3 separate regions of the Homo sapiens genome follow, and all the other regions are linked to region 3. A link is a loop called in an ENCODE intact Hi-C map of the cell type or tissue named here. Cell type or tissue: IMR-90. All regions are shown on one strand.

Region 1 (5,000 bases), 130 kb before region 3:
AATGGAGAAAATGAACTCCTTGTAAGAATGCATATTGATTGCCTAGACTTCCTTGTGTAGTAAGCTCATTAAGGCTTTTTAATTAGGTAGGGTTGGTTACTGCTCATGATGACATCAAATGGTCAACACTGCAAAAGCTTTTATAAAATGCATTTACAGGTTTTAGATGCTGAATTTTCATGTCCTATAGAACTACTGTAAAATGTATCTTTAAATATTTGAATATTTAACCATGTAGGAAAAATACTAATAACAACATATGGTTGTATTTTTGTGAATGTGATGCATTTACTTCTTTATTGATATTCTGAGAAATTTGTAGCAACAACTTGTGAAGTAAGTGAGCTGTTTTCCTACCACTCCCTTTTCCAAATCTGAGCTAGATACACAGATCTATTGGGAACGTGTTAGTAGCAATAATTCAAGGCACATAAATGTGTGCCTTCTCATACATAAAGGAAAAGAAACTGTTTTAAATTGCCCTTTAAAAGCTGAGCTAATATGCTGTCAAATATGCCAGGGAAGAGCCTCTCATCAGAGTTTCTCATGCAAAGAAAAATGATCTTTTCGACCTTGCCCTGAGTTGCCCTGAGTCGAGTGTCACCAAACAGCAGGTCAAGCAGTTTCCCACGACGCCACGCCTCTGTCGGCCATCCTACAGCCAACCCCTCACGACGCCACGCCTCTGTCGGCCATCCTACAGCCAACCTCTCAGAATGGGAGGCAGGGACTCCAATCCAGTGTCCCAGGTTATAACTATGCTTGGCTACAGGGTCTGTGTTCAACGCACATGGGCTGAAGCAAAGCCTTGGCTCTGTCTTCCCTGTTGGCAATGGACTTGGCTGCCCAGTAATTAATTGTCTTTGACTGCAAAGATGAGAATTGCCACTTCTTGCCTTCAGTTTTATTAAGAATTGGCTTGCTTGGTTTAACAGAACTAAGCAATATATTTATTTACTATGGTGTTTCCCAAAACGATTGCTGAATTCTGTCATCTCTTGACTGAGAAACTGTTTGCGGGTTGCAACAGAATGTATGCTAACATACATACAGCAACACAAACCTCCAAGACAAACTGTTTAAGTCAATTTGCTTATCATATAGGCACATAGGTGCAAATATGTGCATATGCATTTGTGGGTACAGCCATGGGCACACACTTTAACACTTGCACACATATCCCACACAGATTCTGTAATAAATGTGTGTGTTTAAGATCTGTGTGCAGGGGTGTAGAAGCAAGCATGAATTTGCCAAGAGAGAAAAGGAAATTCACACACGAAGAGAATAATTTACCATAAATTGGCCCACACTGAGTTTATTCCAAAAAACGGAGTGCAAGATGCCAAATTTTTAATGGCTCTTGCTATTCCAGATCTGGCCCTGACAAGCTTTGGAAGAGATGCAAGTGGGCAGGAAAGATGGGATTAAAAAATTATATCTTAAGCCTTTTCACTTTCAAATGTAAAATTTCCACCACTGCGACAAGACAGGGGGAAAGAGAGTGGCAGAGATATTTTCCTGACACTGTGCTTTTCTCAACAAAAAGCCATCGATTTCCATTATGCACTTCTTAAATATAAATCCTGTACTTCTTGTTAAAAATCATCTGTGACTGGCTGCCTAAAAAAGAAAGAGATATGAAAATAATGGAACTCAAAACCTTGCATTAGCCCTGGCGGCCATTACAAAGGGGTGATCTCAGAGTGATGCCTTCACTGCAGCTCCATCGTCCTAGGATTGACAATCTTTTGTGACAACCCACACTGGTTCATCAAAACCATTCACTTGCTTCTAAAATGCATCATCTCCAGTTTCTTTTCTTTCAAGGTGGAACTTTTCTGCATAGCTTTCCCATCACAAGCCTAGCTGGCACACAGCAGGGACTCAGAAAACCCTTCATTCTTTCCGCTTGCTCTTCTCCTTTCTTGTGCTGATTTTAAACTACTCTATCCCATTTCTGAATGTCTCTTTTGGCTGATGAGGAAATCTCTCTCACATTTTACCCCTTCTTCCTATATGTTCACTCATGGCTAAGAAACTGTCATTAAATCCATTAACTCTTTCCATCGATGACCTTTTGGGTCTTAAGACCCACACTCATAGTTATTCAATCACTGTCATGCCTGCAGTGTACTTTGATCCCTATAATTCTTATGAAAAATACCTTGGCTCAGAATTGTAACCTCAATCCCCCTGACTGTTCTACTTAATACACCTTCCACCCCCTCTCTCTGGAACCTGACTCAAGTGATCCCAGGAATAATAAGTCTATGAAAAATTCTGCCTAAAAGTATAAAGTCTAGGGTAGATGAAACTATTTCATCATCTTAGTTTAAATTTGATGAGAATATGGGTCTAATTATTTAGAGTAGTTGGCCTTTGCATTGAATTTAAACTACTGTTGTTTATTATTTCCATAAAAAGTAAAAGAATGAGCAAAATGAGTTGTTTCCATGATATGTTTCTTCCTTTATTTTATCTCTTTGTCATCTTACAGAGCCAACAATTTTGGCTGGAAAGTATCTAGCACATAGTAAATTCTCAATAAATGTTACCCATTATCATCAACATCCATCCACATGTATTCAAATTATCTAATATTATGGTTCTCATTTTACAAGTAAAGGAAATTGAGACATAGAGAGGTTAAGTGACTTGCCAAAGTCACACACAACTAGTAAGTGAAGAGCCTCAACTAGGATCATGGCCTTTTGGCTCAGTTATTTAACCAAGTATTCCCTCCGTGTAATTCCAAAGGAATGTTATTTTTCAAGAGGTCAAGGAGATAAGAAAAAGAACATGTCTCAGAAGGAATCCAGTTGCTCTCTTTCTTTTTTTCTCTTACAAAGTAAAACATATTAATAATTTAAATTCACAAAGACTGACTATCCTAAATTATACTAATCATTCTCATCAAAATCTGAGCACAGCGTTAAACCATTAGCAATGACTAGAAAGTACTGTGAGCCTTATGTTCTTGGCATGATCTTCCTTTTTAACTAACTATACTTCTCAAATAAAAACAAATGCGGTATGCATCTGTGAGCCACTCAGAAGCCTGGGCTGCTGAGAAAAAAATGCAAAGTGATACCTGGCATAAAAGAGTCAACATGACAATTCTAGAAGAACCTACAAGATTGCACATTCAGCCAAACAACGAAATATCTTACAGCGAGATCCCTTTTCATTTTATCAAATATAGGATCCTGAGGATTAATACAAATTTACCAACAGTAACAAAACTTGGCCCTCCTTAGGTGCGTACTTAGCTTACCTTTTCTTCAAAGTAACTTTACTGGTGGGAAAAAGAAAGATGTTTTCGAAGTTCCCATAATCTAACAGGTGCCTAATACATATTAGGTGCTCAACAAATTGTCTTTTTTGGAAAAATAATAAATCAATGGAATATTTGCCTAAATATTTATTGTAGCACTTTCAAGTCTCTTTGAGGCAAAATGCCTCGAGAAAGAGAAAAATAGTTCATTTTGCTATTTTCCGTTGGTGGATATAAGAATCCAATCTGCGTCATATCAGAAGACACATGGCTATGGATTGTTCCGTTGTTAAACTTGGCCTAGACCTCTCCTCTGAATGCCAAGCCCTACTGCCTATTCAACATCTCTACACTGAGGGCTCACAGGCATCTCAAAGTACATATTCCAACACTTAACAATGACCTTTTCCCCCAGAGCCTTCACTGCCTGCTCTCTATTCACCCAGCAGCGCAGCCCCAAAGCCTACAAGTCATTTTTGACATTTCCCTCTCCCACATATCCATCTCTAATCTCCAAGTCTGCAACTATCTCTCAAACATAAATACTTCTCTCCATCAATATCTGACCTTCCCTAAGCTAAGCCACTATGGCCTCCCACCTGGTCTACTTCAGTGATCTCCTAATAGGTCTCCCCCATCCACTCTTGTCCTCACCCACCATCTAGTGTCACACTGCAGCTGGAGTCACTTTTGAAAACTAGAAATCTAATAATGTTCCTCTTCTGTGTAGAATTCTTCAAAGATTTCCCACTGGTTTTCAAATAAAGCCCAAAGCCTCGCCATGGCTCATACATCTTGCTTGATGTGGCTCCCGCCTACTTCTCCAGCCTCATCTTCACCTCTCCTCCCCTTCCCTTTGCTCCCTCAGCTCAGTTTCTCAAGGGCACCATGCCCCTTCCCACCTCAGGGCATTTGCACATGCTATTTCCTTTGCCTGGAAAAATGTTTCCTTCTTATTTGCCTGGTTAAATTCTATGCATTATTCACAGCTTAGTTGAAATATTTCTTTTTCAGAAAAGCATTCTCTGTCCCAGTGGTTATGTTTAGTCTCTCACATATATGCCCTTATAGCATCCTCATGGAACGTGAGTCCGCTAGGACAGGAACCAGGCTTGTCCCTTTTCATGATGCAGCAGCATGTGTAGTAAGCACCCAATGCAGATGTGTTGAATAACGGACAAGTGACTTGTTAAAAATTAAAATGCAAGTTATTCATATTAAAATGCTTTCTTCCTCTCTTCTCCTCCCTCCCTCGCTTTCTTTCTCTTTTTGAAACTATGCTTCTAGGGCTTAAAATCCACTCAGAATAACCATAAATTCATAGGAACAGTATTTGTTCTAACAATGGGGAATAATAAAAGATGAGACAAACTTACAGAACAGACCCTCAGGTCTGGAGACCAAAAAAATGTTTGTGAAGCCCTCTATAATTTCTAAGTTCTACATGAAATGCATGTTTTCTAGATTCTAACTGCACACACAGAAATATCTCAACTCATTTTGACAAAGTTATCCACCAGGGAGATGAATAAATAGCTTCACTAAATACATATGGTGCAATTACACCCAGCAATAAGTGACAACAGGTCTTGCTTTATAGTAATCTAAAAATTCAAAGCCCAATTATTTCAGCTGCTCAGTAAATAATACTGAAAAGACGTGGTAGTAAAGCAACTTAAGAACATACTGTATTAGTAAACACTAATGATCTCTTTATGATCCA
Region 2 (5,000 bases), 610 kb before region 3:
ATTTATATTCACAAGCAAACAATATTGATATATAAGGACCTGTTCCTAATTAAGGTATCTATATGTTAAAGGGGTGCTTTATTAAAATAGAAGAATCACTAACTCATAACAATATGCAGGTCATTCTTTTCCAGAGGGGAACCTTCCCCAAACCCTTGCAATCTGAACTCTTTACCCCTATAAATCAAGAGTATCAGTAGTCTGACAGCATCTTAGTATCTCACTTCTAACAACCTGCCAATCCTTGTTCTAATATCTCGTGGCAAATATAAACCATTTCTTATATGTTAACCTGTTTTGCTTTTTTTCTTTTTTTGAAACAGAGTCTCACTCTGTTTCCCAGGCTGGAATGCAGTAGCATGATCTCAGCTCACCACAACCTCCACCTCCTGAGTTCAAGTGATTCTCCTACCTCAGCCTCCTTAGTAGCTGGGATTACAGGCATGCACCACCATGCCCAGGTAACTTTTTTTTTTTTTTTTTGTATTTTTAGTAGAGACAGGGTCTCACCATTTTAGCCAGCCTGGTCTTGAACTCCCGACCTTAGGTGATCCACCTGCCTCAGCCTCCCAAAGTACTGAGATTACAAGCGTGAGCCGCTGCACTTGGCCCATATGTTAATCTGGATATATTACAAGTTCAATGAAAATATCCTTAAAGAGTAACTACAAAAATCAAAGCTATTATTCCTATTATACAGGAGTTTACAGTATACAAAGAAGAGAAGGTATGCAAACAGGGCATTTTTATTAATAATACAAGATACTATATATCTCAAAATAGAGCAGTGAGTGGTAAAGATAGTAAGTATTGCTATGGTGAAAAAAAGAAAAAGCAAAAGTGGACTCAAAGGAGATAGGGGAACTTGACTATTCCTAAAAATCAGGATTTGAAAAAAAAGTGAAGGACAGCATTCTTAGCAGGGCAAAGAACAGGAGAATGATGTAGCTGTGACCATATGAACAACATTTTCAGTGGTCAGAGTAGAGACAACATATTTGAGTTGGAAAATAAGAGAGAAATACAAGATTGGAAGTACAGAATTTATTCAAACAGCATTCATTAAGTACCTATTTATGCCATGCATAGTACAGAAATGAGCAGTTTGAAAAGAAATTCCAGACTAAGAAATTTTGTCTTTTTACTCTGTAGCAGGAAAATAGAGTTCTAAAGAACTCATGGCAATTTCATATAACATTATTTTAACCAATCTTGGCAACAAATAATTTTAAATAATAGAAAAACAGAGACTCAGGAAGGTATACATATATGCTTAAGGTCATATAGCCAAAATCAAAGCAAAAATCCCACATCTTCCTATTCCTAGCTCCATGCTCCTTGTCTTGCTCTACTGGCTATATCCTTTAGTACTTTTCATTTTCTCAAGCAAATAATAAATTATTAAAAGAAAAAAATGTGATGCAATAAAAGCAATGTTTTAGTCAAATGCATATGGCTAGGTTGTACGGGCTGAATTAAAAGATGAAGAACATGGAAAAAATGAAATCTATTAGTATAGGTTGGCACAAAAGTAATTGTGGCTTTTGCCAATTACTTTTGCACTAACCTAAAGTTACTGTAATAATCTAGGAATTGGTGGTAGCAGTAGGAATGGAAGCCATTGGATAGGAGACTTTGTATAAAAAGATTCAATTAGATGTCTTATTTGAAAATACCAAGAGATTCAAAGATAACTAGGTGATTAGTAAGTAGAGCCACTGATAAAATGTAAATGTCAAGAAATGAGTCTATTTTATTGGAGAAATCATCTACTGTGGTCAAATTATTGCCCGAAGTCAAAGATATTAGATCAAACATTTTATAAGTTTCTATCCCTGAAACAGAATAATCCAGTTTACTACCATCCTTGGATCTTTTATTTACAAATACTTATCATTTTCTGTCTAGACTTAAAGCTTAGACACCACCCTCTATCCAACCCCCGGAGGTATTCATATGCATAAAGCCCAATAAGAGTTTATGCCTACTTCCTGGAAACCTCTAAGAGAAAGCTGATATACCTAAATCTAAAGAATTATATATATATATATATATGTATATACATACATATATATAAGTATATATGTATATACATACATATATGTAAGTATATATGTATATACATACATATATGTAAGTATATATGTATATACATAATATATATGTATATACGTATATAATGTATATATGTATATACATATATAATGTATGTGTATATACATATATAATGTATATATGTATATACAATATATATTATATATACATATATATGTACATACATACATATATATACATATATATACACACACACAAATATATATATGTGTGTGTGTATGTACGTGTGTGTGTGTGTAATTAAGTCTATCACTGAGCCAAGGCTTTCTTTCAAGGCATCAGGGTTTTTTGTCAGTCATAAGTAAAAGACTAATCTCTATATCATACATTAAGGCTTGCAACTGAGAAAGTATTTTAAAACCTACATAAAGATAAATCTATCTTCCCTCTTACATGAAAATTATTTCTCAAGGAAAGGTTATATTCATAACTTCTTCTAAGGTCCTGAAGAATTCCATTCACTTATGATATTAATTTATTAATGAAAATACTGGACTAGTAGCTCTTTATTAATTATAAATCAAGACATCCAACAGAATAACTAGTCTTCAAAAGAGGACAACAAAGAGGGTGAGGACCAAAGAAGAAAGAGCTAAACCCAAGTAAAAGCATATGCAACCTGGAATGGAAAGAACAGAGGACAATGCTGCTCTTTGCAATGGCCAGTAGAGGCTGCCAGTGTACAAGCACACATAGGGCTTCCCCTCCCCGCCTCCCACAGACACAGAGTTGTCAACAAAATAAGAAACATTTCCATGGTATAATATGAAGCCCAGCACTCTAGGCTCATCACAGAGCATCATGCAGCAGCAATCACCAAGTGTCCTTGCAACCATGGCTTCTGGGTATGTGTCATGGGAACAAAAGAAAGCCAGAATATTTTTTGAGTACTTCTGAAAGATGATCGCATTTAACCACTGTCTGACCAAAAGAAACTACCAATCCTATGTGATTACCTTTCCAGAAACGATGCCTCAAGTTTTACAGACATGTGAAAATGGGTATTTTCCATGAAAGATAACTCAATTTAGGGCCTTCAAAATCTTTATTTGAATAGATGTATTACTCGGCTTCTTCAAATACAGTGAATTGTTACAGCTAAAGGACTCAGTTACTGAGTACAGAGACACAATTTGATCTAAAATTTGTAAGTATCATTCTTAAATAACAAATACTAACATACTTAAAAGGAATTTATTGATATTTGGCAGTCAGGTGAGATTCTGTCCATCTGTGCCCCTCACCCAGAGCCAAAAACACAAAGACACTCAAGTACACCAAGTGGCAATCACTTTTTAAAATTCATTTCATGAATCTGCTCTACAATTTTAAGAATTATGTATCTGGCCCTTTTTGAGCTCCACAACACTGCTATTTCTTGTAGAGAGAAACTTTGCTGTCAATCACTGCTCCCTTTTGCCACGCAAATATGTGCTGCAGCTTTCACTTGTCATTCCTATTATATGTAATGTAGGCAGCTTAGCACTAAATCAATTTAAGGAACTGCAGGAGTTAAATACATACATTATTATTTTGATGACAGAAAAGGCAATGAATGTCTTGCAGCTCCATTTGCTTTCTTTGTTAAGAAAGAAAAAGCTAATTATCTGCAGCTGTCAACCATGAAGACCTAGACCTATTTAAGTCAACATTAGCCTTGGACAACTGAAAATATTTCTCAGATTTTTACCCGATTGTTTTCCTTTTGAAAAAAAAAAAAAAAAGAAAAAAGAAAAAAAAGAAGAAAAACCGCATACTTTCATTACAAAATATTAAACATTCTAAAGGGCAATGTAAAAACAAGTTGAAAAATGTAAAACTACATAGTTGTATCCCTTTTCAAAACCAATTCATTTAATATTTTTTAAAACTGCCTGTCAGTTTTTCGTAATACCCACTCTCTAATTAGTGTAGCCAAAATTTAGAAAAATGCAAAGCATCTCCAGATAAATTCATTAAAAAAACATTCAAGTGAAAGCCCAGACTATTGGTTACAATGAAACTATGTTACAGATGATCAAGGGATAAATTCTGTTCATTTATTTAACAAAAAGAGAAAGAAAGAAATACATGTCCAAAGTTGAACTGCTGCAAAAAGACAGAAAATGCATACTGAATTTGTGTTCAATGTAGGAACACAAATACGTTATGCTTCTGTGTTCATATACTATTTCATATACATTATTTTCTTTACCTACCAATCTTCTATTTTCTAGTCTAGTACCATTAGAATCTAGAAATACTTCGTTCTGAATTTTCTTTTTTCAAATTTAAGGATCAACTTGGGTATTTTTCCAGGACACCCAATAAGGATGAAAACAATATTTTCAATAAGTCAAAGATAAAGTCAATATATAAACTACGAAATCTCTCAATACTGGGTTCTAAAAAGTGCAGAAAGGTCATTATTCTTGATTGTGAACATAAATTTGTTTTGCACTTGTTTTTACTGGGTCAATGATAAAATATTATTTTCCTATTATTTTCTTTGGAACAGCTCTTCTCATGGGAATACACTTAAAACTATTTTACAATTTCACATTAAAATACTGTCCAGTTAGCTTTCAAATAATTTTTTAGACACCAATATAAATTCAACCGTACAAAATCAACAATGAAAGAAAAACAGGACATATGACCCAAAATAATTATAGTTTTAAAAATTATAGATCATGTTGCAGTGAGCTGAGATCGCGCCACTGCACTCCAGCCTGGGTGACAGAGCGTGACTCCGTCTCAAAAAAAAAAAAAAAAATTATAGCTCATGTGTAAGTCCCTAAACCAGCCTTAAAAAGGAAGCCTTTTCGAAGTACACCTAACCGACAACTCCAAGATGCTGATTTGCCACAAGCACCCCTGCAATATTCAAGGATCACTATTGTAAT
Region 3 (5,000 bases):
GCCTTCTTTTCTACCTTTGAAAGATGGATGTGAAAAAAAAAAAAAAAGAAAAAAGAAAACCTACCTGAAACAGGTTGCTGTAATCATTCAAAGCACCCAACACCCAACATGTAAGAGAAATTCAATGAATCAGAGCTACTGATAAGTAAACATCAACACTGCTCTCTCAAAATTTAAAAAAAAGGGAAGAAAATAGAAGAAATAAGAAAAAGGTAGTTATTTAACAGACACTTGTTGAAAAAAGAAAGGATACTCTGAATACTCTCCTCCTTAAGGGTGGAAAATATGCACAATGATTTAAGAAGGTGACATACAGGATCCATTTGGAAAATGCTATTGTAAAAGTGTTTGTGCAGGAATCTGCCTGCTTGTCAAATTCAATGACTAACTATATTGGAACCCCCCTGGCTTTATGACTGGGTTGAAAACCGTGTGCTGTGGTTCCTATACTATCCTTTCTTCCAATTCTAAGACACCTGACATATTAGTTTTCCCATTTATTTTTCCAGCATTCTTGCATTCGTAAGCATTTCCTGAGCACCCACCATGTCTCAGGTATTGTGCTAGGCACTAGAGACACAGAGGTAAGTGCCAGAGCTCAGATTAGGGTGAGGCATGATGTATTCCCCATAGGTGAATCATTTAAGGGGGCTCCAAAAACTCAGTAATCAGGATAAAAAAACATTTTGATGCAGTATTTAAAATAATCAACATTAGTACAAAAAAATGCATGATGAACAAATTATCAAAATTTTAAATAAAGACAAGATGATTTAATACTGCCCTGTTGTGCCATACTGGAGCTAAGGGAAAGGATAAATCACTAATGTGTATTCTACCCCATTTAAAATTTTGATATTTTGTTCACCAAGGATTTTAAAAATTAATACTGATTAAATATTACATTAAAATATTATTTACCTTTATTATTGAGCTTTTGGCACCCCCTTAGATTTCTGACACTAATCCTGGCCCTGAGTAGGACATATTTTGTAGTTGGCTGAAAACTGAAATACTAATGTCAACAAAAGAGAGAAGTCTAGGGGCATTAAAATACATTACAAATATCAAAGAAAGATAAAGTGAGGGGGCAGATAACGCAAGGCTCTTCAGTGGCAATACCTGCAGCCAGGCCTTCCGTTGGATCATCTTGACCCCCGGGCGTACATCGTACAACCTTCACACCCCCTTCACCTCTCAAGGAAACGGTGTTTGAGGTGGGTCTGCTTACCACAGTCCTTGTCAACTTGCAGCAACACAGGGCAACTGATTTCATGAGCAGGGTTTCTACTCCACAGGGCGTTTTTCCAGTCTTGCCTGGCTTGTCCTTGATTACGGCAGTAGAGGGTAGAATCTGCCCCAGAACTGTTTGGCCATTAGCTATTCCTAGGTTACACAATGAGCTTCATATTCAGTGCAGGCCAGGCACTCAAATTCTTGCACATCACTAAGGAATACTGTGCTAGAGGGAAGCATGACTACCAGACAGAGCTGGTACAAAAATGACCCACTTACCTTCTATACAAAGTATTATTAAGCATCTGGACCCTCCTAGCCAGGCCTCTGCAGTCCTTTGTCCTCACCACATTAACCCTTTTTACCCTGTCGCATATACTTACTGCAATGGCAGAGGCTGCCAGCTGTGTAGTAAATTAGACTACATTTCCCAGCCTCCCTTGCACCTACATTTGGCCATGTACCTGGGTTTTGGCCAATGGGATGTGAGGAGAGCCACTTACCCGCTGTCAGTCCTCTCATGAGGAATCCTCATTTTCTTTGCTCTTTATCTGGCTAAATGGAGAAAACACTGTGGACCCCCACGATACTGGAACCTAAGGTGGATGGAGCCTGGGTCCCTGGATAAACACGTGTAAAGCCCTCCCAACTAGTTGGAAATATATTTTGATTGTGCTAAGCCACTGTGATTTGGAGGGACTGTAATAGCAACCAGCCTATCGTGACTAATACATTTCCCCAACTAGACTATAAACTCCTCACTGCCAGACTCTGAATCGGATGCATCTCTGTTTTCTCAACAGTGAGCTGCACTGCAGTACAATTCTATCATAAATTAGCCACCATAATTTCCCTCCAGAAGCCATTATATACAAGCAATTCTACAATCATTACCAAGAAAATGACTAATGGTAAATTGTTCTCCTTTTTGTATTCTCAAACTTGAAAATGAAGGCAAAATACTCCTAGAAGCCACTGTTCATTATGATCACTAAATAGAAAAATTCATGCTTCTTAAATGCCATTTCATATGCATAATCAGCTAATAATCTAAACATAAACAAACATCCAAAGACAGAGGACAGAATCGGAATGGGAGCCCCAGACACATAACTTGAGTTTTCCTCTGGAAAGATTTCTAATGCACTATGGTGTCTTAGGATATGTTTGTGCTCTGTGCATATCACAGTTGACATCTTGTCAAAACCAAGGGAAATAATTGCATCTCCGAGTAAGAGCATCATGCAGGCAGCAATTTAAATGTGGCACTGCTTATCAGCACCAATTTACTAACATTTTACTGTATATAACTATGTGTGGTAGAAGAAAAACTTCTACATCCTTACCAAGATTCAGGCATAAAAACAAAATCTGTTACACTTCCAGTTCAAAAGAAGATAGAACGAAGGAAAGGGAAATAAAATGAGAAGCTGTGTTTCTTCCCCTAAGAAATAAACTTTTAAAGAAATTTAAGTCCTAAACATTACATCTTCATTTGAAATGGGGTGGGCAAGATATAAGCCATTTTGCTCAGGTCTTGAGGGAGAAGAAAAACAACCTATCTTATGAGACTATTAAGCTAACACCTCAGCAAGCTGCAGGCATGCTTCTCATTTATTACACGAAGCTGAAATCTTCTGACAGTCCATAATTATGTGCTGAGAACTCTAATGAATAACTCTGCATCAGAAGGATTCACGAAACTTTGATCAGTGTCCCGGGAGGCAGTGGGTCAAGATGAACCCTGAAATCTGATTAACTTCACCATCTTATCTAACATTCTACAAACACTGCTTTGTAACTCTCCACTCTTTACTTGCATATTCTGGAAACACAATTTTGTCAGACATACTAAAGTAGTTCTAAAAATTGTTCATATTCACTTTCGAAACAGACTTAAGATGGAGTTTGTACCATTTCCCATACATATTTTTCGACACCTCTTTTTGTTCCAAGGCCCATGGTCATAAAAAAGTTATGTTTTGGGGCTCAATGCTATTTTAGATGGGTAACTAGCTGTAATTTAGTACCTTGTTCTCTGCAAGTGCCAAAGTTTTTAGAAGACCTAGGTCTGAAGTGGTGACATGTTTAAACTGAGTTATCCACAAACCCTTTTCTCTGTTCCCTTTGGGTTTGAGATATATAAATAAGGGAACAGAAATTTGATTTAATTGAAGCTGAATCATCTGAAAATGGAATAGAACTCATGCCTGTGGTTTCATCCACAATTTGGTTCAAGTGGTGTGTGTGTTTATGTGTGTTTAATGAAAACACAGTTGTCTTGTGGACCCTCTTACTAGAATTTGGGCAGCAATAGAGCACAAAACATGTGCCACTACTCCTCATCATTGCACCAAAGCAGACATCACTAATCAATACCCTACTCTTTTCACTGAGCCTGGCAGTCCATAATCCTTACCACAGCCCTCTAGGTAGCTGCTACTAGATACATGGAATTTAAATACTAGGTGAAATGCAGCTCCCAGCCTTGAATTTGTCCTGTTACTAATGAATGTTTGAAGTGGAGAAGATGTTGCCATTTATGTTGTTCAATTCTCCCATTCTATGGGTAAAAATACCTGAGAAATTGAAACATTAATTTACTTTCCATAGGTCATACAGCCAATCTATAGGTAGGAACTTTTTAGTTAAAATCGGAGTTATTTTTTATGTTCCTTCTTGGTATGATTTATACCACTGAAGATGTGTATGACAATGTTTAAGAGTAAGTAATGAGGTCAAGAAAAATATCTCAGGTGTGTTTTATAAACCAAGCCAAAAACACAAGAAAAAATCCACTGCAGAAAGTGCAAGGAGAGCTATAAAAATTACCCTCTACCTTGAAATCTATGCAAGATGACCAGCTAAGCTTACAGTACTCTTGCCCTATGTACCATTTGCTTACATCAATAATTTCTGGTTTCACTTGCTACTTCATGCCAGAATAAAAGCCAACGCATGTAGAAATCATCTCTAGAGAAAGAAACTGCCTCTGTTTAACTACTCTGGGTTCATCACCATTTACACTATTGCAGATGACTTCCTGCCTCTCTCCAGGAGTTCAGATGGAGCTGCTCAAGGCTCTGTTACCATTCAGAGTCTGAGGCCAGGATTTTTAGAACAAAACACAGCAACTTTTCCAGGTCTGTTTTTAAAAAGCCCATTCTGTGTTTCTGGCTTGGTAGTATTAAAAAGACAGCAAGAACTCCTTTGGGAGGGGAGAAAAAGACTACGAAGCCCTCAAACCAACAGCAGAGTGATATGATGCCAGCAATGTGTAATCTCTCTCTCCTTCCTTCCTCTCTCTAACACACACACACACACACACACACACACACACACACACAAATTCCTAGCCTCCCCTTAAACTTAGAGGGGCCTGTGGGATATCTCTTATCTTGCGGTTCTCTACATTTGAAGAACCTTTGGTAGAAATGCATGCGCAAGGAGAGGAAAAAATAATGGCAAATTGCTAATGCTATCAAGCCAAGAGCCTCCAGCAGGTTCGCGTGGTGGAGAAGAAACAGCCACGGGAAAGGACTTCACACAAGGAGACGAGGAGGAGCAGCTGGGGAGGAGGTGGAAGTGGGTGACGGAGACATGGAGCCAGAAACAGAGCTGTGAGGAAGAAGGGGAAAAAAGGCTGAGCAGCCGAAGGATGGTGGTTAAAATAACTCGTGGTAACAGAGTGTTCTTTGTTACCACACACTGCTCTTTGTTATCACACATTACAGAAAGTTATAAACAACAGAAGCATGCCGTAC

Evidence for each region. Peaks named below come from ENCODE experiments on the same cell type or tissue, not always from the same donor. Only the 100,000 strongest peaks of a DNase experiment are listed, where the experiment ranks them.
Region 1: it touches region 3 in a loop (2.7-fold over the local background); 3 of 110 quality-filtered maps call a loop at or near these places.
Region 2: a loop joins it to region 3, with 2.9 times the contacts of the local background. A loop is called at or near these places in 2 of 110 quality-filtered maps.

Annotation. Positions count from the first base shown.
Region 1 is chr9:3,946,343-3,951,342 of GRCh38, forward strand. All of the region lies in intron 4 of GLIS3 (GLIS family zinc finger 3), which reads right to left. Among named protein-coding and RNA genes, the nearest start is that of GLIS3-AS1, 50 kb to the left of the region's middle. In IMR-90, no CTCF peak of the experiment used is centred here; a DNase peak (open chromatin) is centred at 2,729; H3K27ac peaks cover 806 bases.
Region 2 is chr9:3,464,993-3,469,992 of GRCh38, forward strand. All of the region lies in intron 1 of RFX3 (regulatory factor X3), which reads right to left. Among named protein-coding and RNA genes, the nearest start is that of RFX3, 59 kb to the right of the region's middle. In IMR-90, a CTCF peak has its summit at 2,785 (motif pointing right); a DNase peak (open chromatin) is centred at 2,789.
Region 3 is chr9:4,079,713-4,084,712 of GRCh38, forward strand. All of the region lies in intron 4 of GLIS3 (GLIS family zinc finger 3), which reads right to left. Among named protein-coding and RNA genes, the nearest start is that of GLIS3-AS1, 180 kb to the left of the region's middle. In IMR-90, a CTCF peak has its summit at 2,054; DNase peaks (open chromatin) are centred at 1,989, 4,209 and 4,989; H3K4me3 peaks cover 354 bases; H3K27ac peaks cover 1,204 bases.